2 separate regions of the Homo sapiens genome follow, and region 1 is linked to region 2. Evidence: chromatin loops called from intact Hi-C (ENCODE). Cell type or tissue: IMR-90. All regions are shown on one strand. Each heading gives the region's core, and the rest is flanking DNA. Links, peaks and the distances in the headings are about the cores only.

Evidence for each region. Peaks named below come from ENCODE experiments on the same cell type or tissue, not always from the same donor. Only the 100,000 strongest peaks of a DNase experiment are listed, where the experiment ranks them.
Region 1: a loop joins it to region 2, with 2.1 times the contacts of the local background. A loop is called at or near these places in 3 of 110 quality-filtered maps.

What each region holds. Positions count from the first base shown.
Region 1 is chr20:54,340,469-54,351,749 of GRCh38, forward strand. No RefSeq gene overlaps it. Among named protein-coding and RNA genes, the nearest start is that of DOK5, 130 kb to the right of the region's middle. In IMR-90, for the core only: no CTCF peak of the experiment used is centred there; a DNase peak (open chromatin) is centred at 4,953; H3K27ac peaks cover 400 bases.
Region 2 is chr20:54,214,546-54,225,826 of GRCh38, forward strand. PFDN4 (prefoldin subunit 4) reads left to right here. Exons shown (of 4, transcript NM_002623.4): 3 at 755-895; 4 at 4,474-5,416. The coding sequence ends at 4,605. Among named protein-coding and RNA genes, the nearest start is that of PFDN4, 12 kb to the left of the region's middle. In IMR-90, for the core only: a CTCF peak has its summit at 5,479 (motif pointing right); a DNase peak (open chromatin) is centred at 5,456.

The DNA of each region.
Region 1 (11,281 bases), core at 1,093-9,092, 130 kb after region 2:
CATGTCTAATTATGGTTAGCCTATGATTTTGTTGGAATCAGACTATGGACTTATCTTTGTTTACTTTTAGTATTTGTTTTTATCCTGTTCATTATTATACTTCTCTGAAGTTCCAGATCTGAAACTGTTTAAATTATGGGTCTTTGGTGGCAAGCAAGAGAAAGTGTATCTTGCTCTCTTAAGCAGAAAAATAATTCATTCAAGGGAAATAAGGGACCTAAAAGGATCCAAGTGAAAGCCATAGACTGAGGTTTGGAAAAACACAAGGAGCAAAGAAAGCTCACGGGGAGAGGGGGAGTTACAGCCAGAACTGAGGGGCTGTTACTTTAGGATGTCAGCGATGAAGTTAATCAGCCTATGATCTTTTTTGTTTCTGTGTCATTTCCTTCAAGATTCCACACTCAAAGGAAACAGCGTTCAATAAGCTTATCTTGGGTCATGGCCAGATCCCTTAACCAGGGAAAGGAAGGACACTGTTATTTCTACCATATTCTATCCAGCAGGGAAAGTACGCTCATTGCAGAGCTGACTCAGTGTACTTTTACCAGAAAAAGGAAAATCCTAACTAGCAAAGATTACACAAGATTCCTCTTAGATAATATTTGGTTTGCTTATTCCACACTGTAAATTTTCTGACCAGTGGTAGTGTTCTCTAGGAAGCGCTTCATATATTGCAATCTCCCCAAGAACAGGGCTGGATTTATCATTTTCTTGAGTGACATATAAGACAATAAGTGATTAATAGATGCCTAGAGTTATAATTCAAAATAGGTTTCATTATGTTTTGCCCTGATAACTTTCTTTATACTTATTGTGTGGTTTTCTTCTCTAGGTTGCTATAAATTTGGTCTCCTTGTTCAAGGTAGTTGTCACTGTGTTGACCAGGCCTTGCTTCTTAACTCAGGTAATTGAAAAATCTATCCAACATCCTCATCAGCAGAAAAAAAATGTAGACTGAGAGAGTATCTTCCTTTTGTCTGTGTGATTACAGACTTAAGGAAAATTTGCGTTAATTAATCTCTTTATAATGCACATTATAAAACAAATTTCCTAAAGTGTGGAATTATTTAAGTTACATAGAGTTATGACTCAGGCATTGGATTTTATTAACACCAATGGCATATTACATTGATTTGGTGTATAGTCATGAAGTTACTATTTATTTTTACCTAATTAAAATGTTAAAGTGGAGGGGTCTGGATTTTAATCATATTCCTCAAAAGCTACTTTGATACTGGATAAAATGTCAGCTCTCGAAATCCACAAACCTCATTATCCTCATTGTAAAAATCAGATATTCCAGATGTTAAATATATATCAGATGAGAAAGGATGTGGGTAAACCTGGTGTCAGAGAAAATGTGGTAAGCATTCCCTTTCATTCCTGCCTCCTCATTTAATGCCTATGCCAGGCAGAAGAAAAAGCAGCAATACAGAAAAAACACATTATTTAAACTGAGGTCTGAGTTCAAATGTGGATTTTACCATATCCTAGCTGAATGCAAGCAAATTACTAAAATTCTCAGAACTTTAGTTTTTTCATCTATAAAACATGGCTAAAAATGTCTATTTCTTACTGTTATCATTAGGATCAAACGAAATACTTGATATATCCATAGTGAGTACTCAATAAATGGAATCTATTATAATTTGACAACTAACATATTTATATGAGTCTTACTCATTTCTATGCATGAAAGAAAATACACGTTTGAGACAGATTAATAATTACTTGTTTGATTAATCTGTCTAGATCTATTTTTTCAAATGAATATGAAAGTTGTGATTGATAACTGGAGCAAATCATATAATCCATCATTTCCTAAAACATTTCTAGGGCACACCCATGCTGTCAGATGTAACAAAATGGGTTATCAGAAAAACATTTGCGTTCATACGGGATTAGACAAATCTTGATTGACCAATGTCAAACTACTGTCTTGACTGCAGGACTTTTCAGAGCCTTTAACATACAAGCATACATTGTGACTTTCCAGAAGCAAATAGAGTAAGCAGAATTTTTTAACTTATTTGACCAATGAGTACATTATCGTGGGGGTAGGGTTATTCAGACAACATTATGAAGAAGTGATGACATCGCTGTTTTTCACAATCTACTTGCAAAATGGCACAAGAAATGATCACAGCAGACAATCAAACTTGCCCAGAGCAGCCATTGTGAATTTAATCTAATTGCTCTTGAAAGCTGGATTTGTTTCTCTGAATTGAGTTGCAGCCTTTGAGGAAGAAACAAATTGCCTCCCCACTGCTCACACTTCTGCTCCATCTGTAAATGTTAGGAAATAGCATAAAAAGAAATTCAAATTCCTGTAGCAGTAAATATGCAAACACACATTTTCTGCAGATATAGCGAGGGCATCATTTTCCCCCTTTTACCACCCCAGAGTCCCTGAACAGGTTTGAATCTGTTGACAAAGCTTTTTAAAACCATCTAGCTGACCTTTATTTTTTATTTTTATTTTTATTTTTATTTTTATTTTTATTTGTTTTGTATGCTAGCAATCTGTTAACCACATTTCCAGGGAACTTGCATAGAGAGCTCCTTCTCTCTCTCTCTCTCTCTCTCTGTCTCTCTCTCTCCCGCTTTCTATCCTACTCCCTTCCTCCTTCCCTGCCTTCTTCGCTCTCCTTTCTCTCTCTTCCTTTTTTTCTATTTCTTATTCGTTGGCAGTCTTGCCACTGGATGTGCAAATTAAAACTCATTTAATCATCTGCATGCCAAGCACAAGGACTCAGTCAATCACGTTCTATGCCATTGGCTAGGTAATTACTTGAAATTTGCTATCTATTGTTTCATCCTTTGTTCCCAGCCTACTATTGACGTCAGAGGAGTTTTGCCTGTGAAAGAATGAGGTCTTATTTTTGTGTGTGTGTATAAAATATTCTAGTTTGCTCCAGACTTCTGTGCCCAAGTGGGTCTCTGGCAAAGAATGTTCTGTACATCCATCAACATTTAGAAGTGCAGTGATGGTTGCATGCAAAGTGGAAGTTGGAAATTGAGCAGAAAGAAAAAACCTTGTGGAGCGTAGTCAAACCGGTTACTCAAAGCTTGTGTTTTAAGATTTTCTTCAGCCTCTTGCACACTCATACCAAACGATAATATCCACATTTGCAGATTGAGAAACCAACATCGAACTACTATCTTAATTGCAGGACTTTTCAGAGCCTTTAAAGAGAGATATAGTTATGTCTTTGTCCTTATGGGAATAACCGGACCTTTGCCAAACTGAGAAAAGTTCAGGCACAAGGTAGACAATGTAGTGGATAGTGAGTCAGATTCTGTACCAGGAAGATTTTGTATGGTGTGAGTTCCTCTCTGCACTGCCCACCTTGGTACTTCCAGCATCTAGGATAACTGTTGCCACACAATTAAGTATTTGTTAACTACTTGTTTAAGGAATAAGTAGGTGTTTTTCAAAGAGGCTGCTTCAACCATGAACACTTATTTATCTTTGGAGTCACATGTCATGGCTAAGTTATGCCCTAAGTACCATATAACTTAGTAGTTAATACTGTAGTTAATACTTAGTAGCTAATACTCTAACCTTGAGGTTAGAAAGCCTTGAGGGTTAAGCTCTGCCTTTGCCCTTTACCACTGGTGAGGCTTTGTGCAATTAACTGAGTCTATTTAAGCCTCCCTCTCCTTATCTCTACTTTGGCTCCGTTGTAGAGATGGGGAGACAATGATCTTCACTCCACAACAGGTTAGTTCATGTCCTTTGTAGGGACATGGATGAAGCTGGAAACCGTCATTCTCAGCAAACTATCGCAAGGACAAAAAACCAAACACCACATGTTCTCACTCATAGGTGGGAATTAAACAATGAGAACACATGGACACAGGAAGGGGAACATCACACACCGGGGCCTGTTGTGGGGTCGGGGGAGGGGGGAGTGATAGCATTTGGAGATATACCTAATGCTAAATGACGAGTTACTGGGTGCAGCACACCAACATGGCACATGTATACATATGTAACAAACCTGCACATTGTGCACATGTACCCTAAAACTTAAAGTATAATAAAAAAAATTCAGTTCAATCCTGATAATTTCTTTATCAAAATAATTTCCATGTGAATCACAGCTTTATATGTAATAGAATAAAATATTTAACAAACCACAAAAAAAATTGATTAAGACAAGGTACATAAAACACCTTTGCATAGTACTTGGCATATAATAAACTTTCAGTAAATATTATGATTAAAGACTGTGCATCAATTGGTTCAATGGATAACTCTCAAGTAGAGTAGTACATGATAGGATGTTAATAGTACAAATTCTATATAAACATTTATATATGCAGATACTGGGTCCAAAATAAAAGTGTGGCACTACAATTACGTTGTCATTGTCCCCCACCAAGAATACATAGAAACATCAGGGCAGAGTTGATACCAAATCTCATAGAAAGCCTTAAAAATAATTATTTCAAAATGTTGCCCTTGATCAATGGTTCTCAACTGCAAGCAAGTTTGCCCCCTGGGGGGACATTCATTAATGTCTGAAGACATTTTTGGTTGTCACCACTGGGGTGGGGGCTGTGCCTGTGGCTTCCAGTGGGTAGAGGCCAGAGATGCTGCTAAACAACCTGCAATGCACAGGACAGCCTCCTGCAACAGGGAATGATCAATTGTGTCAGAATTGAGAAAAACCTTGCTCGGGATTTTTTAATTTTAAAAATATGTAACTTATTTCAGATTCTATCAGAGCCAATACATATGAAGATACATTATTTATGAATTATTTTCAGTGTTTAAAAGGGGATTAAGGCAAGTGGCTCTTTTTGGTTGAGAACTGGGTTCATTTCAGGGAGCCTGGAATATGATACTTTTCTTGGAATGCATTTGCCAGGCTGAAGGATCAGGGCAGAGAATTGCAGTCTGATGAAAATGCTGCAAGCAAATATCCTGCTTAGAAATGTTTTTGATGAGTCATTTCCAAAAACTCAAATACACTGACTAGTGACTAAGAGTCTAATTAACCCAGACGCCACTAAAAATAGGAAAGATCCATTGCACTTACGCGAGGTTTTCTGTTAAATCAACAACCCTGTGAGGTAGGCAGAAGCAATTTAAAGTCTAGAGAATACTAATACTAATAATGAGGGCTATTAATTATTAAGCATGGACACTGTGCAAAATAATGGCAGTAGAACAAGAGGAGGAGGAACTTAGGGTATGGAGTGCACGCCTAGCCCTGTCACCTACTAGCTGCATGAGTCTTGGAGGTTTATTTTGCTTTTCTGCATCTTAAGTCTTAATCTGTGAAAGAGGAATAGTTACAGTGTCAGTTTCACGGGATTGTTGTGAAAATTAAAAAAAAAAGCTTCCAAAGCACTCAGCACAGTGACCAATGCATATGCTTCTAATAAATGTAAGTTAATAATGAGAAGAATTCTCACAAAAACCGTACAAGGAAAGTATTCATAGTTAAAGATGAGACCATTTAGAGATGAACAAACTGTGTCAAAAAGTCCTTCAGTAAGTTGCCTAAGTTCCCTCAAGTGGTGAGTAGCCAAATCAGGTTGAACACAGAACTCACTTGGCAAGCCTTGTGCCTAGAAGAGTTTCTGGCATGTATCAGAACAACAACTATCTGTTGCAGAGGCAAAGGAAAAACCCTCATAGGTTCTGTGGCTGGGACCCTAGAAATTAAACATTAAAAGACACGTTAACAGGAAAAAGGATTTATTTCATATGCATATGAAGGGCCTCATAGAAATTAAAACCCAAAGAAGTAGGCAGACCTGGAGGTGTATATACCAGTTTAACAAAAGGGCCAAAAAAATTGTGGAGAAATGACAAGACAAAGAAAATAAATTTGAGTTTCTAGTGGTGATAAATTGTGGAAAGGTAAACATATGAGGAAAATAATGGAAGACTGGGTTATTTTAGGAAGGTTTGTTATGCAGACTCCCCTGGAGGCTGATAGTCTAGAGTTTCCTCTGGTGATTAAACACTTGCTGTGCCCTTTCTGGTAGGAGAAAGAGGAAGTGGCAACATTTTCACAAAGGGAAATCTATGCCCTGATTTTAGGCCAATGGGGGAGGGTAGAGTGCTTGTTTCTTGCATCTGTTGTTTCTCAATTGCTTTCTGCTTGAAATAGTCCTTACGCCAATGTGGCATATTTTGGGGTGACATATTCTAACCCCTTCACTACTGAATGAAGAAAAATCTCCTAATATTATATCTTCAGTAATCCACATTTTCAGCTGATTTTGCCCTGTTTATTGCACTTCCATTCTTGCTGGCTTCACATTTATTTTGTTTCTGGTCATGGAGTCAACTTTGGGTGCTCAAGTTTCCAGTGGGTGCATTAAAATACTCAAATAGCATAAATTGCACATATAACTTTGAAAAATTGCCCACAGAAAAATAGCAAAACGTGTTCATCTTTTCACCAAGAGCTAACTCTTGCAGAAGACAGGTAATCATTAGAAACCCTTCTACCCTAATCGCGTTGCCTGTATGTAATTATTGTAGTTTCCTCTGAGTATTCACTGAAAGGTGCCTTGAGAGAGAAAAAAATGTATAGGCTGCCTAGCAAAGTTAGGAAAAGCATGTAGAATGTATATATGGTGTGTGTGTGTGCATGTGCGTGCTTTGGTCACAGATATGAAGCAAGTTTCATCATGTAATTACAATGACAAATACAATGGCATTTGAATCAATTGACATCAGAATTGTAGGAATGGCTTGGAGTTGAGCTCCTCCTAATTATATTTAATTGCATAGTCTTGGATTTGACACTGAGTCTGGCTTGAAATGGATGCTTCGATGGGTTGAGTGTTTTTTCGCAGCTTGACAGGGTTGAGATGTAAACAGGAGCTGATAAACATGGCACTTACCACACCCATGAAGACTTTCTATTGGAATTTCTGTGAATGATTAATAGTCAAAAATTACAGCTCCACTGAGCTGTGACAGCATTGGATTCAGGATATGGAGACCTTTGTTTCCGTTATTGCTTACACATTTTAGAATCATTTGATTTTATTCTGGTTTATTTTTTGGCTCACTCCTCTGCTGATGAGTAAATTGAGGGAAATAAACACCAGAATGAGTCTGGCTGTTAAATGTGTCAATGTCTTAGCCATGGCAAGAATTCTACTGCATTCTCTGATGCAGTTGCCTGAGGCTGAGTACAGCTTGGGCCCCTTACCAACAACTGTTCTTCTATCGCCAGACTGGAGTGCAGTGGCGTGATCTCGGCTCACTGCAACCTCCGCCTCCTAGGTTCAAGCAATTCTCCTGCCTCAGCCTTCCAAGTAGCTGGGACTCCAGGTGCGTGCCACCACGCCCAGCAAGTTTTTTGTATTTTTAGTAGAAACAGGGTTTTACCATGTTGGCCAGGATGGTCTCGATCTCTTGACCTCGTGATCCGCCCGCCTTGGCCTCCCAAAGTGCTGGGATTATAGGCGTGAGCCACCACGCCCGGCCAACAACTGTTCTTTAAATGTTCTACTATCAAGAATGTTTTTCATATTTAATTTTTAAAATATTTCTGATATCTCTGATATTGGTCCTTAATATTCTATAAACATTTAACTATCTACCTTTTGAACTAATAATTCCTTTTATAATCTATTCTACACATTTTGCCCAAATATTGTAGGATAAATGTTAAGGATGTACATTTCACCATTATTTGTAACTCATTTATTCATCTACACATATTTTTTGAGTGCTTATATATTCAAGGCCTTGAGGAATTAGCTATAAGTGAACATTTAAATTTGTTTTTCTTTCTCTCATGAGGCTTATATTCTTGTTGAGAAAGATAGACAATAAACAGGATAAAGAATTAAAATAGGCCAGGTGTGGTGACTCATGCCTGTAATCCCAACACTTTGGGAGGCTGAGGCGGGAGGATTGCTTGAGCCCAGGAGTTCAAGACCAGCCCAGACAACATAGTGGGACCCTATCTCTACAAAAAAATTTAAAAATTAGCTGGGCATGACGGTGCATGCCTGTGGTCCCAGCAACTCAGGAGGCTTCAGTGGGAGGATTGCTTGAATCCAGAAGGTCAAGGCTGCCCTGAGCAGTGTTCATGCCATTGCCCTCCATCCTGGGTGACAGAGTGAGACCTTGTCTCAAAAGAAAGAAAGTTAAAATAGGTAATATTAAATTGTTAGAAGGCAATGAATATTTTCAGAGAGTATATAGCAAATTTAAATATAGTTGTCAGGAAAGGCCTTCTTGGAAATTGACCTTTGAGTAAAGACCAGAAGGAGGTAAGAGAGGGAGTTGTGGATATCTGAGAAGCGTGTGATCTAGGAAGAGTTAACAGTAAGGTCAAAGACCCTGAGGTAGGATAGTTCCTGGCAAGTTGAAGAAAAAGCAGGAAGGCCTGTGTGGCTGGAACACAGTAAACTAGGGAAAATCAAGGAATCAGGTGAGGTCAGAGAAGTGCCAAGTATCTGGGAGGGACCAGAGAGTACAGGGGTTGTTGGCCATTGAGATGACCTTGACTTTTATTTGGAATAAGATGGGAAAGAATAGGAAGGTTCTGAGCGGAGCAGTGATGTGACCTGACTTATGTTTTAGTCAGGTCATTCTGGTGGCTGAGTGGGGAATGGACAGTAGGGAAACAAAATCCTGAACTGGCTGACCAGTGAGGAGGCCATTAGGGACATCCAGCAGGAACATATGGCAGGTTGGGCAGGGATAGTGCAGTTGGAGGAGGAGAGTCGTGCTCAGATCTGGATATATCTGCAGGTTAGAGACAACAAGTTTATGTTTATGAACTACCTAAATGTCTATCAAGAGGATAATGGTTTTTTTTTTTTTTAAATGATGGCATTTCCATTTGTGATGGTTAATTTTATTTGTCAACCTGACTGGGCTAAGGGATGCCTAGATAGCTGGTAAAACATTATTTCTGGCATGTTCTTGAGGGTGTTTCTGGAAAAGATTAAGATTTGAATCCATAGACTGAGTAATGAGGACCGCCTTCTCCAATTTGGGCTGGCATCATCTAATCTGTTGAGGGCCTGCTTAGAACAAAATAACAAATTTACGCTGTCTGTTTGAGCTGAGACATCCATCTCCTGCCCTAAGACACCAGCGCTCCTGATTCTTGGGCCTGGGTCTTACACCATTAGTTCCCCTGGTTCTTGGGCCTTTCGTCTGAGATTGAATGACAGCACTGGCTTCCCTGACTCTCCAGCTTTCGGACAGCAGGTTGCTGGGACTTCCTGGCCTCCATAATTACATGACCAATTCCCATACCCCCATTCCATAAAATAATGAGATAGAGCTATAAAAATATTTCTAAGTTGTATAGTTGTATGAAAACATCAAGAAAAATAGCAATGGGATAGTAAAGTGTCTGCATTATTAAAACGCATGTGTATACAGTCAGCTCTCCACCTCCACAGGGTTAGTATCTGTGGATTCAACCAAATGGGGATAAAAAATATTCAAAAAATAAAAAAAGATACTAACAATAATATGACAATACAAAAATAATATAAATAAAAACCAATATGATATAATAATTATTTAGCTAGCATTTATGTCATATTTGGTATTATAAGTAATCTACAGATGATTTAAAATATACCAAAAGATATGTGTAGGTTATATGCAAATACTATACCATTTTGTACCAGGGACTTGACCATCTGGGGATTTTGGTATCTGAGGGTGTCCTGGAACCAATTCCCTGTGGATACCAAGGGATTGCCATATACACAAGTATTCTATTTTCATTTTTTAAAAAATCAGAGCACCCCAAAATTTAATGGCTTCTTCTGAGAAGGGTAATTGCAGATGGCATGCAAAAGGGAAGTTTGAAGTTATACATTATTTTGCTGTTTCTTTCCCAATAACGTATTAGTGGATTTTCATTGTTTTAAGAAGGGGAAAATATTCACTCTTCTAAAACTTATAAAGACACTTTTGTAACAACTTTAACAAATTCCATACTCCATAGATGAGTCATGTCTTTTTAGAAGGGTCATTATCAAAGTTTGGTTCAAAATATCGTTTGCTTTTGCCAGTTATAAATGTTTGAGAGAATGTGAACTTTCGTCTCTATATTCAATCTAGAATTTTCTTAGTATGATCCCTCTGTGGCCACTGAGCACAAAATGGTGGTGTTGCTAGGCAGTGAGAGCCTCCTGCTTCAGGGAAGTGGGTTCTAATAACTCTTCAACTAACTGGTAGTCAGAACTGAAGTGGATGATGAAACACTTTCAGGAACTTGGCACCACTCTCAAATTCAGAAATTGCTCTTTTAATATATGTTGGAGGTTGCGTGAAACAAAACTGAAGTTTTTCCAGTGTATTTCAGTTTTCCAGTCTTCCAAGGATTTGTGGAGTTCTCGGTGGCAGAATTACTAACAATGGATTCACAAATGTGACTAAAAATAGATGGCATGATTGAAGGCTTAATTTCATCTAATCTGATGCAATCTTATGTAAAGTTATGTCCACATCAAGAAGACAGCCATTTCAGGTAGATCATGGGTCAGGAGATCGAGACCATCCTGGCCAACATGGTGAAACCCCGTCTCGGCAAAAAAAAAAAAAAAAAAAAAAAAAAAAATACAAAAAATTATCCAGGCATGGTGGTGGGTGCCTGTAGTCCCAGCTACTCAGGAGGCTGAGGCAGGAGAATTGCGTGAACCTGTGAGGAGGGGCTTGCAGTGAGCTGAGATTGCGCCACTGCACTCCAGCCTGGGTGACAGAGCGAGACTGTCTCAAAAAAAAAAAAAAAAAAAAAAAAGACAGCCATCTGATAGTAGAGTTTCACAATTTCTGACAAATCTCTAATGTCCAGTTGCAAATCTGGACTTTATATCTGACTTTTTCTAAACGTAAATTTGATAAAAATAGCTAAAATCCTACTATATGTAATTTTTAAACAGCCAAAAATAATGCATAGAATGCAAGTTGTCATATTTTTCAGGAGTAGCCACAGTTTCTATATAATTATTTGCTGACTTTGATTCCACTGTGACACAATCATTTTTAAAAATATATGAAATCAGACATTCTAGAGTCTGTCATGAAATGCTACCAAAGTTTTCTTTTGCTTAAGGGCACTGGTGACAGGGCATCGTAACACAATGACACATGGATTTCTTTGAGTTTGGAAGTGTGCCACCATCAAAGATAGGGCCACCCATGGATTCACTACATCAGATCAGAGGAAATTGAATTATAAAGGACGATGTTCTCAAATTTCACCTTCCAATGACATGTGACAGCTCAAAACAGTCATAGTGTTCAGTAAAGTTCTTTTTTCAT
Region 2 (11,281 bases), core at 890-8,889:
TCTGGGCTGTTTGTTGCAGATGAATGACGCGATCCACTCTAGTTAAGCAGAAAGTCATTTTTTTTTTAAGGGATATGCGATAACTTACAGAGTTGTTGAGGAGCTTGAGTCTAGACCGAGGTTCCAGGAACAAGTCTCGGAGAACTTGGCTGGCGGTGGAACAGCTGTTGCCTCCACTGATCCCAGAGTCAGCTGTCTTCCCAATGAGGAAGCCACCCTTGCAGACTTAGGAACACCAAGCTGCTGCTGCCAGTGCCACCTACCCCAGTAAATCTGGGGCCTGTGTCCAGCCGTCCCCCTTGAGTTGAAATCCAGCTCAAATGCATTTGATTGGTGGAATTGAAGTTATTATCACTTATGCATGCTGGCAGAACTTTCATTACCCGCATGATTTACTTACACCCTATCAGCAAGCAAGGCTGAGAAATGTAGGCTGGTTTTTTTGGTTTTGTTTTTGTAGGAAGGCAGAATTCACAAAGTCAAAAATTGTTAAAATAGAAGAAATTTTGAGTGACCATGTGCCTGCTGTCCACCACAGGGCGCTTATTGTCCAGAGGACAAAGCTTTAGGTAGCTCTAAGTGCTTGCTTGTGAAATGTCTTCTAAAAAGTTACAAATTAAGGTCTTATTCTAATGTGGTAATAATACCTTTGTGAGAGGGTCCCTCAGAGAGTTGCTGTCCCCAAATTACAATTGGCCTTTAGCTTCTATCAGAGAACTTTGAGTACATTTTCTTTGCCATTTTGCATTTATAGAAACAACTCCAAAACCTAGAAGATGCTTGTGATGACATCATGCTTGCAGATGATGATTGCTTAATGATACCTTATCAAATTGGTGATGTCTTCATTAGCCATTCTCAAGAAGAAACGCAAGAAATGTTAGAAGAAGCAAAGGTATGTTAAAGGTTAATTCTGAAATTAGAATTTATATCACTATAAAGAACATGTAATTATAGATGTAGGGAAATAGTAGATGCTAGCTATAGCTAATATTTACTGCCTTGTTATGTCCCAGGCATGCTCCGAATGCTTTGCCAGCAGGATTTTGTTGAATCATAACGATGACCTGTTATCCCAATTTAGGGACAAAGAATAGAGGCTTAGAGAGGTTATGGGATTTATTCAAAGTGACACATAGACAGTGGTCTTCTGACTCCAGAACCTTGCTCAAAACTAAAAGTATTTAGAAGGTATAGCATATATTGAAGCAGAAAAGAAAAATCCCCTGTAATTCTGCTATGCAGAGGTAACCATTCATAGTGAACATTTTCCTGTATTTCTTTTATGTTCTCTCTGCCTCTCTCCGTGTAGTTTGCTTCCCAGTTGGGACAATTAATGTTCCAGGAGGAGCATTTTTGCTGGTTTCATTGAATGTTTGTTTGTCCAGCAGATACTCATTGGAAGCCTGCTCTGAGCCTGGCACACAGGCCTTTAAAAACATCGTTTTTGAAGACTGTTTAATATCATGTTGATGGTTATCAATTGGGGTCACGGGTCTTATTGTTAGCATTAATTTGTTTCCAATATTTTGCTGTACTAATGTTACTGTGAGCATTCTTCTACATAAATCTTTGTTCACATTTAGAAAATTGTTTTGAGGAAATAATTAGAGAAATATAATTACTGGGTCAGTCAGCATATGAGTTCTCTGATAATATCTGAGACATTTGATACATGGTATGAAATTTTCAGTTCACATGCCTTCTTACTATTTGGGAGGGACAGCCACGTTGTTTGTCTATGAGAAGCAGATGGCAATTAAACCTTTCCTAATGCTTTTGCTAATTAACCTGATTGCTTAAAATGATAGTCTCTCTTCAAATGTCATAAAAAGCAAAACTTCGTATGAATGAAACCCACATTTAGTAAGTCTTCAGAAGAACTATCACTCCTGGGTCTTTCCATGCATAAATCTTATATGTCTCCCTTATGTTTAAATCTTTTCTTCTTGGTCAAATTTTGTGATTTTTGTTCTTTTTATTTGTTTAACCATTTAAAAAACATTTTTATTGGAAGTATTCCCAGATAGCTTATGGTTTTTGTGGCTATTGTGAATCCCCTGCCCCATACACAGATAGCTACTGAACTTTTATTTTATTTTATTTATTTATTTATTTATTTATTTTTTGAGATGGAGTCTTGCCCTGTCGCCCAGGCTGGAGTGCAATGGCGCAATCTCGGCTCACTGCAACGTCTGCCTCCTGGGTTCAAACAATTCTCCTGCCTCAGCCTCCCGAGTAGCTGGGATTACAGGCGCCCACCACCACGCCCAGCTAATTTTTGTACTTTTGGTAGAGACAGGGTTTCACCATGTTGGGCAGACTGGTCTCGAACTCCTGACCTCGTGCTCGTGATCCACCCGCCTCAGCCTCCCAAAGTGCTGGGATTACAGGCGTGAGCCACCACACCCGGCTGAACCTTTCTTTTTTTACTCATTCTAGAATTCTAGAATGAATGGAGTGCTTACTCTGTATCAGGTTCTGCCATGTACTAGGGATAATTGGGGACAACAAAACCTGCCTGGCCCCTGCCTGCATGGAGCATATAGTCTAGATGGAAAGAAAAAAAAGTAAACAAAACTGATAATGAGTAGAAAGTGATATGAGGATAGAGGTGGCTTTAAGAACACAGGAAGAGGAATCTACACTAGTCTGGACATCAAGGGTCAGGGAAGGGCTCCCAGGGAAAGTGATGGGATAACAGCTGAGGAATAAGTGGCTATTAGCCAGAAAGGGGCGGCGGGGGGCGGGGGGTTCTAGTCGTGAGAAGCAACATGTGTGAACGGCCATAGGATGACGGTGGTGCAAACATAGACCTGCAAGAAGATGTATTTGCTGGAGATTGGGAGCACCTGAAATTGTGGCCACATCTTGGAGAACTCCAGTCAGTTGAGTTGAAGAAATTGTACTTTGTCTTAGCAGGGGTCAGCAAACTTTCTGTGAAGGGCCAGAAGTAAATACGTTAGGTTTTGTGGGCTGCACAGCCTCTGCCATAATTACTATGAAAGCAAGATGAGTGAATCTGCGTGGCTGTCTTCCAATAAAACTTGACAAAAACAAGCTTCAGGCTAGATTGGGCCTGTGGGCTATAGTTTGCCCACTCCCGTCCCAGAGCAAAGAGGAGCCTTCAGAGATTTTTGGAAAAGAGAGAGATGATTGGACTTGCGATATTAAAATGACTTTCTAGTGTCTTATTTTACTTATTAACCAGGTTTTCTCGGTATAGAAATTTAGAATTTATCCCTTTCTAGTAGCCATATGTCTTATTTTTGTTTCTTGTTTTGTAACAGTGATTCTCAAACTTAGCATGCGTGAGAATCACAGTCACCACAGGGCTTGTTAAAAATCCAGGTTGCTGGGCCCGACCCAAAGACGATCTTTCAGGTGGGCTGAGGTAGGGCCCCAGAATGTGTATTTCTAACAAGTTCCCAGGTGATTTTGTCCCTGACACTGGTCTCGGGGCCACCGTTTGAGAACCATTGGCTAGATTTCTAAAACGGCAACACTGTCAGTATTAGATATTCTTTGGTTTCTAATGTTAGTGGGTATTTGGTTTGTGTGATTTCATATTTTTTTGTCATGTTTAGGAAAAAAAATTGTTTTGATCCTAGCCAGGAAGGAACTTAATGGCTTTTTTTTTTTTTTTTAAAACAAAGAGTATATGTTAAAATTTATTTAATCTATTAATGAGGGAAGCATTAACATTACAAAACTGGTTTTAGAATTGAAGAGGCTAAGTATCTATAGATAGGTAGGTAGAAAGAATTGTCCTTTGGAATTGTATTTTCTTTTTTTTAATTATAAATTGACAATTTATAATTGTATAAATTTATGGTGTAAAACGGGATGTTATAATTTATTAATACAATATGGAATAATTAAATCAAGATAGTTAACATGTCTATCACCTCAAATACTTAGAAAATATCTGAGTTTTCACTGGGCAAAGCTGCTCTTTCTTACAAATGAGGCACTTTTTACCACTCTTTTCCAAAGTTTAGCTCCAGAGGCCTCAAAGTTAGTGAAAATTTCTGCCAGATTTGGATCATAAGTTGTTCTTCTTAATTATTGGTGGTTGGTGGTGTGAGTTTCTATCATTTCCTGTAGTCTCATAGTTATTTTTGTTGTTGGAAAAAGCTGGGTTAGAAGCCAGCAGGCCCAGGATAAACTATTTATAGAAGTCTTTGTATTTGGTTCTTTGTTAGGAAATAATTTAGACAGTAATTTTTTACTATTTTTTAGATCAGCAGAAACTGAGAAAACAAACTTGATTTATTCTGTGATAAGCAGATATGGACCATGAATTAAAAATGCCCACATTCAGACATTTAGATCTAATTATCAGTGTTACTTAGCTGCCTGTCCAAGTTTAGAAGGTTCTTGACCTAAAATTCTTCCCAAATATTATTTCAGACACAGATGCTCAGAAATCATCCTATTGAATAGAATTAATTTAAAATATTTTTTTTCCAGAAAAATTTGCAAGAAGAAATTGACGCCTTAGAATCCAGAGTGGAATCAATTCAGCGAGTGTTAGCAGATTTGAAAGTTCAGTTGTATGCAAAATTCGGGAGCAACATAAACCTTGAAGCTGATGAAAGTTAAACATTTTATAATACTTTTTTTATTTGTTTAATAAACTTGAATATTGTTTAAAATGATAATTTTCCTTCTTCAAATGACATGGAAAGCAAAACTTTCTTTTTTAAAAATTTTCATTTATTTAATGGAAACTTGCCCATTTTCACATGTCTGCTTATTTATTTTATATTTTTAAAAGAAGACAGTATTCACCTATGTATTTTGCATAACGATTATATCAAGTCTAGGGGCTTCATGTCATGTTATTAAAATCAGTTAAGCAATCTTTTATGTTTCTATATTATTTAGAATATTTGTTGTTGCAATTTTCACATAAGAAAATTTAACAGTTGTGTCATGTTGTTTCTGTCTGATTTTAATTGCTGTCTAATGACGGGGAAAGCACGATGAAAAGATGTACAATCCTGCATCCTTGCTTATTTCACAACTAAAGCTTTGTCATAGACTTCAAAATATATATGTATATATTTTATTTAAATATATGTTACATATTATATTTAAACATACATATTTAACATTTTTTACATATCTATCAATATCAGAGATTTGGGTAAAAGAATGGGTAATGTTTAAACATGTGGAGGCATGTGGAGCTTTATACAAACAGGGCAGAACCACAGAAGAACGTTTTAGAAACCAAGAGATGTGCAGAAAGAAATGTTTAGTGTTTTTTCGTTTTAAATTTTAGATTTTATTTTAGTGCTTTGTAATTAATTGGGGTTTATATTGATAAAGATGTGGAAGTTAAACAGCTATGTATGTAAAAGTAAGGCTTATTTCTTAAATAAAGGATGCATTTCTTCCCACTCCCCCACAAAAGACAAACATTTTGGGATTTGGGAGACCTAAATGTATTAACTTTCCAGCAGATGGCACTGATGTGCCAAATGTGAATGGAAGGATCCTAACACAACAATGAGATTGTTAGGATTAAATATACATAATTTTAGAGGAAATATTTTTAATTTTTAAGGCTAAACTGCATATGTATTTTTTGGTTCAGTGTTTATAAACATGAATTCAGGCTTAAAGATAGATGATTATATAATTTCTAAAATTCTTAATACTATAAAGGCAGTTTTTTCTTTTCTTTTTTTTTTTTGAGATGGCATCTCACTCTGTTGTCTAGGCTGGAGTGCAGTGGTGCGATCTCGGCTCACCGCAACCTCCACTTCCTGGGTTCAAGCGATTCTGCCACCTTAGCTTCCAGAGTAGCTGGGATTACAGGGACTTGTCACCACTCCCAAATAATTGTATTTTTAGTAGAGACATGGTTTCACCATGTTGGCCAGGATGGTCTCCATCTCTTGATCTTGTGATCTGCCCGCCTCGGCTTCCCAAAGTGCTGGGATTACAGGCGAGCCATTGTGCCCGGCCAAAGGCAAATTTTTAAATTGCTGCAAAAATCTTCCCAAATAGTGATATTCCAGTTCTGGAAAATGACTCTTACCAAAAAAATGCAAGGATATTTTTTTCTTGCATCCATTTGGTTAATGTTCAGTTAGAGGATTGAGGCTGGGGAGGTAGTCAATCAAGTTGCAGCAGGAAATAAGATCAGAATAATTTGAGGAAACTCTCACCAAAGTTAACAATGGTGCCGGGTGACCACTAGGGTCCTTTTGGACCCTCAAAGGCCAGGGGAGAGAGCAACTGCCCACTTCACTCCCTGACCAGGGAAAGTTGCTTTTCATCTGGGGAGGAACACAGCCAGCCTGTGTCATACCTGCAGTGGTAGAGCCAGGGGACTAGACATCCTGACCTCATTCTCCCTCCAAAATCCACCTGTGTCCCACCATTGGCCAAACCCAACCAGAATCCGGAGGTGGTCCATAGAAGTCAGTCGCCTGCAGGGCCTGGGAGGGGTGGGGAATGGATAGGTCTGGGGATCCCCCAGTGGAAGATCTAGCATAGGAGGGCGACTAAAGTTTAGCCCTTTAGAAATGTTAACAACGAACACTCGCCTGACATGGGCCAAGAGACTGAACTATGTAATTCACTGGGACTTCAAATTTTGTCCTGCATATTATCAAGAAAACCTAATACAAAAACCCAAATATCTAACATCAGTGGGATGGAAGCGTGTGATGTTGCTAACTTCATTTTCTTAACTTACCTGTGACATTTTAGAACATTACAAATATTTGATTCCCATTTTAAGTTCATTTCTAAAGCCTTTGCTTATTTTTGTGAATAGTAACTTCCCTGGGCTAGCTGAAGACTGGGGAACAGCACGCGGTGCATCTGAAGGGAAAGGAAGAAATGTCAGCTTCAGCCAGTAGTTGCGACAGAGGGAAGTTTTGATCTGGATTTGTCACTAACTTCTTTTTTTTTTTTAAGCAGGAATCTTGATTTGCATGTGCAATCACTCTTTTTAGACTGGGCCACTATTTGTTTTTTAAAGCAGTGCAGGCTACACAACAGATAATTGCACAACAGATCTGGCCCTGAGACTGCCAGGTTGCAAAGTCAGGTGCATAATATGATACGTCATGTGCAGGCTTTTCACAGGAAGTGGTAGTAGAAGTCTTCTGAGCAGCTATGCTTTGCTGCTGACTGTAATGTTTCATTATCTCTCACATCCATTAATTTCTTTCCATCTCCACAACTACTGTGATCCTTGTCCAAGCCTTGTGAGCTCTAGTCAAAAGCATGGCTAAGTAAGGGAGCAAGGGGATGGAAAAGCCATTTGAGGTAGGGTTTCGACAGGGGGTCTCTAAAGGGTTTTGAATAGAAAGGAGCAGTACTTTTTAATAATTTGGCAGTTGTTAGGTGGGCTTTACTGTAGAAAGATGGAGGTAGAAATACTGGATGTTATTGTACCTTTTCTGGTGAGCCGAATCAGTTGGCTGAAGAAAAGATACACCAGGACTTAGAGAAGGGGTGAAATGAACAAATTTTGTCAATGATTGGAGAAACGAAGGTGAAGCTAGAAGGAGAAACCCAAAGAGAAGTTGGTTTTGAGCACAGGCCAGTACAGCTTGCAACAGGTTTTCTTTGGCTTCTATAGTTTAACAAAGAAAAAAAAAACCCTGAATTTGTTGCCACAATCAAATCCAGAGATCTCACATAAAAATGCACGGTTTGGCAACATTGAAACCATATTTCTAAAAGGCAGTCTTCAGCTGCTCATGCGTTAGACAAAGCAGGCTGTCTCCAGTTCACCCCAGTCCCCACCTAGCCCACTACCCTCATTTATATTACCTGCGTGGTGCCTGTCTGTATTTGCTTTGTAATCTCTGGATGCCTGCTGGTAGTGTAAGCAGAGGCAGGAAAGAAAGAAGTGTCTGGTTTGCAGGAAGCAGGGCAGAGGAGGGGGAGGGTGAGAGAAGGGCACGAGCTTGGCATCAGCACTTGGACTTCCCAGGGCATCAGCCACGTGGAGACATGTAATTGGCAACCGGAAAAGTGTGTTGAAGTTTAGGATATGCGGGACTAGGGAGGTATATTTGAGAACCCTTTTCATCCTACAGAAGGGCTTAACATTTAACGCACATAAAAATCACCCGGGGATTTTGTGACACTGCAGACTCTGGCTCCGTGTGGGCTCGGGCTGAGATGCTGCCTTTCTAACAAGCTCCCAGGTGACGCTGCTGCTGCTGAGCCCTGGTGCCATGCATTGGACAGCTAAGGTAGCTTGCCACGAAGAAGAGGACGTGGGGAAAATGCAGGTGGGAGGAAAAAGAAACAGCAAAGGAGACAGAAGCTGCAACGGTAATGGGAGATCCGCAAGAGTGTGGAATCCCAGAAGCCATGATGAGAATGCTGAAAGGAGGAGGGAGTGTGATCAACAGCAAATAGTACAGTGGCGAAGCCAATAAGAGCCGAGAAGATGGAGCTCTATTTGATGACTAAGAAGGCCCTTATTTCCTTCAAAAGAGTTAACCCACCCCTACTCCTTACACACAAACTGGAGCTCCAAACACCCTAGACCCCCTGACCCGAGGCCCCCACACCTGAGCCCCATACCCTTGAACCCCACACACACCTGAGCCCCACACACACCTGAGCCCCACACACACCTGAGCCCCACACACACCTGAGCCCCCCACACACCTAAGCCTCACACAAAGCTGAGTTCCCATAACCCTGAGCCCCGAAACCTAAGTTTCCCCACCCCTAAGACCCCCACATTTGAGCCCCACACACCCGAGTCCTACATATAACTGAGTCCCCATACACCTGAGGCCCCCAGACTGGAGCCCCCATATACTCAAGCCCTCCCACACACGAACTCCCCACAGAGCTGAGTCTCCATGTACCTGATCTCCCCACACCTGAGCTCCCATATACCTGAACCCTACACACACCTGAGACCCCCATACCTCAGCCCCTCCCACATCTGAGCCCACACACACCTGAGTTCCACACACACCTGAGGAATCAGCTCCCTCCCGTCAGGCACCAGTGATTCTCGGGGGTGATAATTGTGTGGTTTGAAAAAGCCTGAACACATTAGGTGCTGAGGATCAAAAATACATGAACAATTCTCTAGTTCAGCGTTTCTCCAGGTGTGAACATGGAACCAACATCACCTGGGAACTTGTTAGAAATGCCAAGTTTTTCACAGGACTAAACCCTGAAAAAAAATTCCCCCACTGGGCAATGATATTGAGCAACATAATGGTCATTGCCTTCAAAGATGACTTCATAGCAACTCTGCAGACAGGGCCCAGGGTTTTAACAAGCACTCCAGGTGATTCTGACTCAGCGAAAGAGCTGGTGGGGTTCAAATCATTCCATCTTTCTGGGATTGGAGGGCGTGGGGGTGGTGTTGGGGGAAGAGACTGGAGCACCAACTGAGAATTCTTAATGCAGATTATAGTGCTGGAGAGGGTAACAAAAGAGGGCAGCATCAAAGAGATTGACCCATCCAGTTTAGGGATCGAGGGTAGCTAGAAGCATTCCGGTTGCTGGTAGTAAACAGATTATAAAAGATTAAGCAGTAGGTGGTGTGAGACTTGGAGGCAGCAAGTGAAAAGTATTTTTACAAGAAAGTTAACAGTGGTGGGAAAGAGGCAGAGCATCACTTAATGTCACTGTGGTGCAGATGGAAAGGCTTTTTTTTTTTTTTTGGACTAGGGAACACATGAATACACACAGTAGATGAGAAGGAGCCAGGAAAGAAGATGATGGAAAAGTCAACGGACAAGAGGTAATAGTTGGAGCACATCTGTGAAAGAAAGGGGTGCTGTAGTGCTTATACAAACGGTAGACTGGGAAAACACAGAATTAGGTGTATATGTTACAAAAACTCCTAAGGAATAAATGGTAGAGAAAAAAATTTAGAATAGTGATGAACTGTAGGAGGAAGATATAGTTGGGGTAGGCAAAAACAGGAGGAGGCTTCAATAATCTTTATGTTCTATTTCTTAAGTTGGGTCATGGGTCCATAGTTATTGGTAGTCAATATGTTTATTATTAATTATTTTATGTACATGAAATTCTTCACAATAACAAGTTTTTTTATAAAGTTCTGTTGTGGCACAAACAAACTAGGAAAAATGTGCATTACTGTGGCATTGTTATTGATATTTCTGTATTGCATTCAACTACTTTTTTGTCATTTGACATAAAATGGATCATGGTGACTCTCCAGTTTTGTTTTGTTTTTTTCTTATAGAGACAGAGTCTTGCTCTGTCACCCAGGCTGGAGTGCAGAGGCATGATGTTGGCTCAGTGCCAACCTCCGCCGCCCGGGTTCAAGTGATTCTGTTGCCTCAGCCTCCCGAATAGCTGGGACTACGGGCCCATGCCACCATGTCCTGCTAACTTTTTTGTATTTTTAGTAGAGATGGGGTCTCGCCATGTTGGCCAGGCTGGTCTCAAACTCCTGACCTCAGGTGATCTGCCCACTTCGGCCTCCGAAAGTGCTGGGATTACAGGTGTGAGCCACGGCGCCCAGCTGACTCTCCAGTTTTAAAAGTAGAAAATCAGCAACAACCAAAAAGTTAAAAGTTGGCTTACAGATTTGGTATAGAAAATTGTTTGTGCAACAGTCATTAGCATCCGTTTGTATGTAGAAATTTCTGGTAACTAAGTTCTTTGATCCTCCATTCTGGTATCTAGGAATAACTCTAGTGATGGCGACGTTAACAATTAGCTTTGAGTGCTTATTGTAGGCTGTCAGTCTTCTGAATTTTTTTTATATATTCCTTCCTCACAAGAGCCCTTTAAAGTAGATTCTTTACCATCCCTCATTGTGCAGAAGTAGAGGAAGGTTTAGAGACGTTAACCTGCCCCAAGTTTTGCAGCTTACTTAGCAAATGGGTGGTTAATGAATGCACAAGTTGTACTTTTGAAATTTATTTTGTTAGATGATTTTATTTGTGTTCTGTTACTTATCCAAAGGAATTTCAGATCGGTTCTCATATAGACATATAAAAGTATATGTGTGTATATATAAAAATGTAAATATAGCATTAATAGATTAGGAAAAAAGAAAGGGAGAATAAGTTGGTCACAGAGTCCACCTTTCAGATTGATGTACTCTGAACCTCTATGTAGCTAAGACAGAGAAGGAAAAATGATGAGTAATACCACATTGGAAAGGGTGTTATATATGAATATCTCAGGAGACAAAACATCTTTCAGAGGTCTAAACCTTAAAAAAAATTTTCCCTCATTAGGCATTGACTTTGAGCAATGTATCAGATGCTAACTTTAACAAAGACTTCAAAGC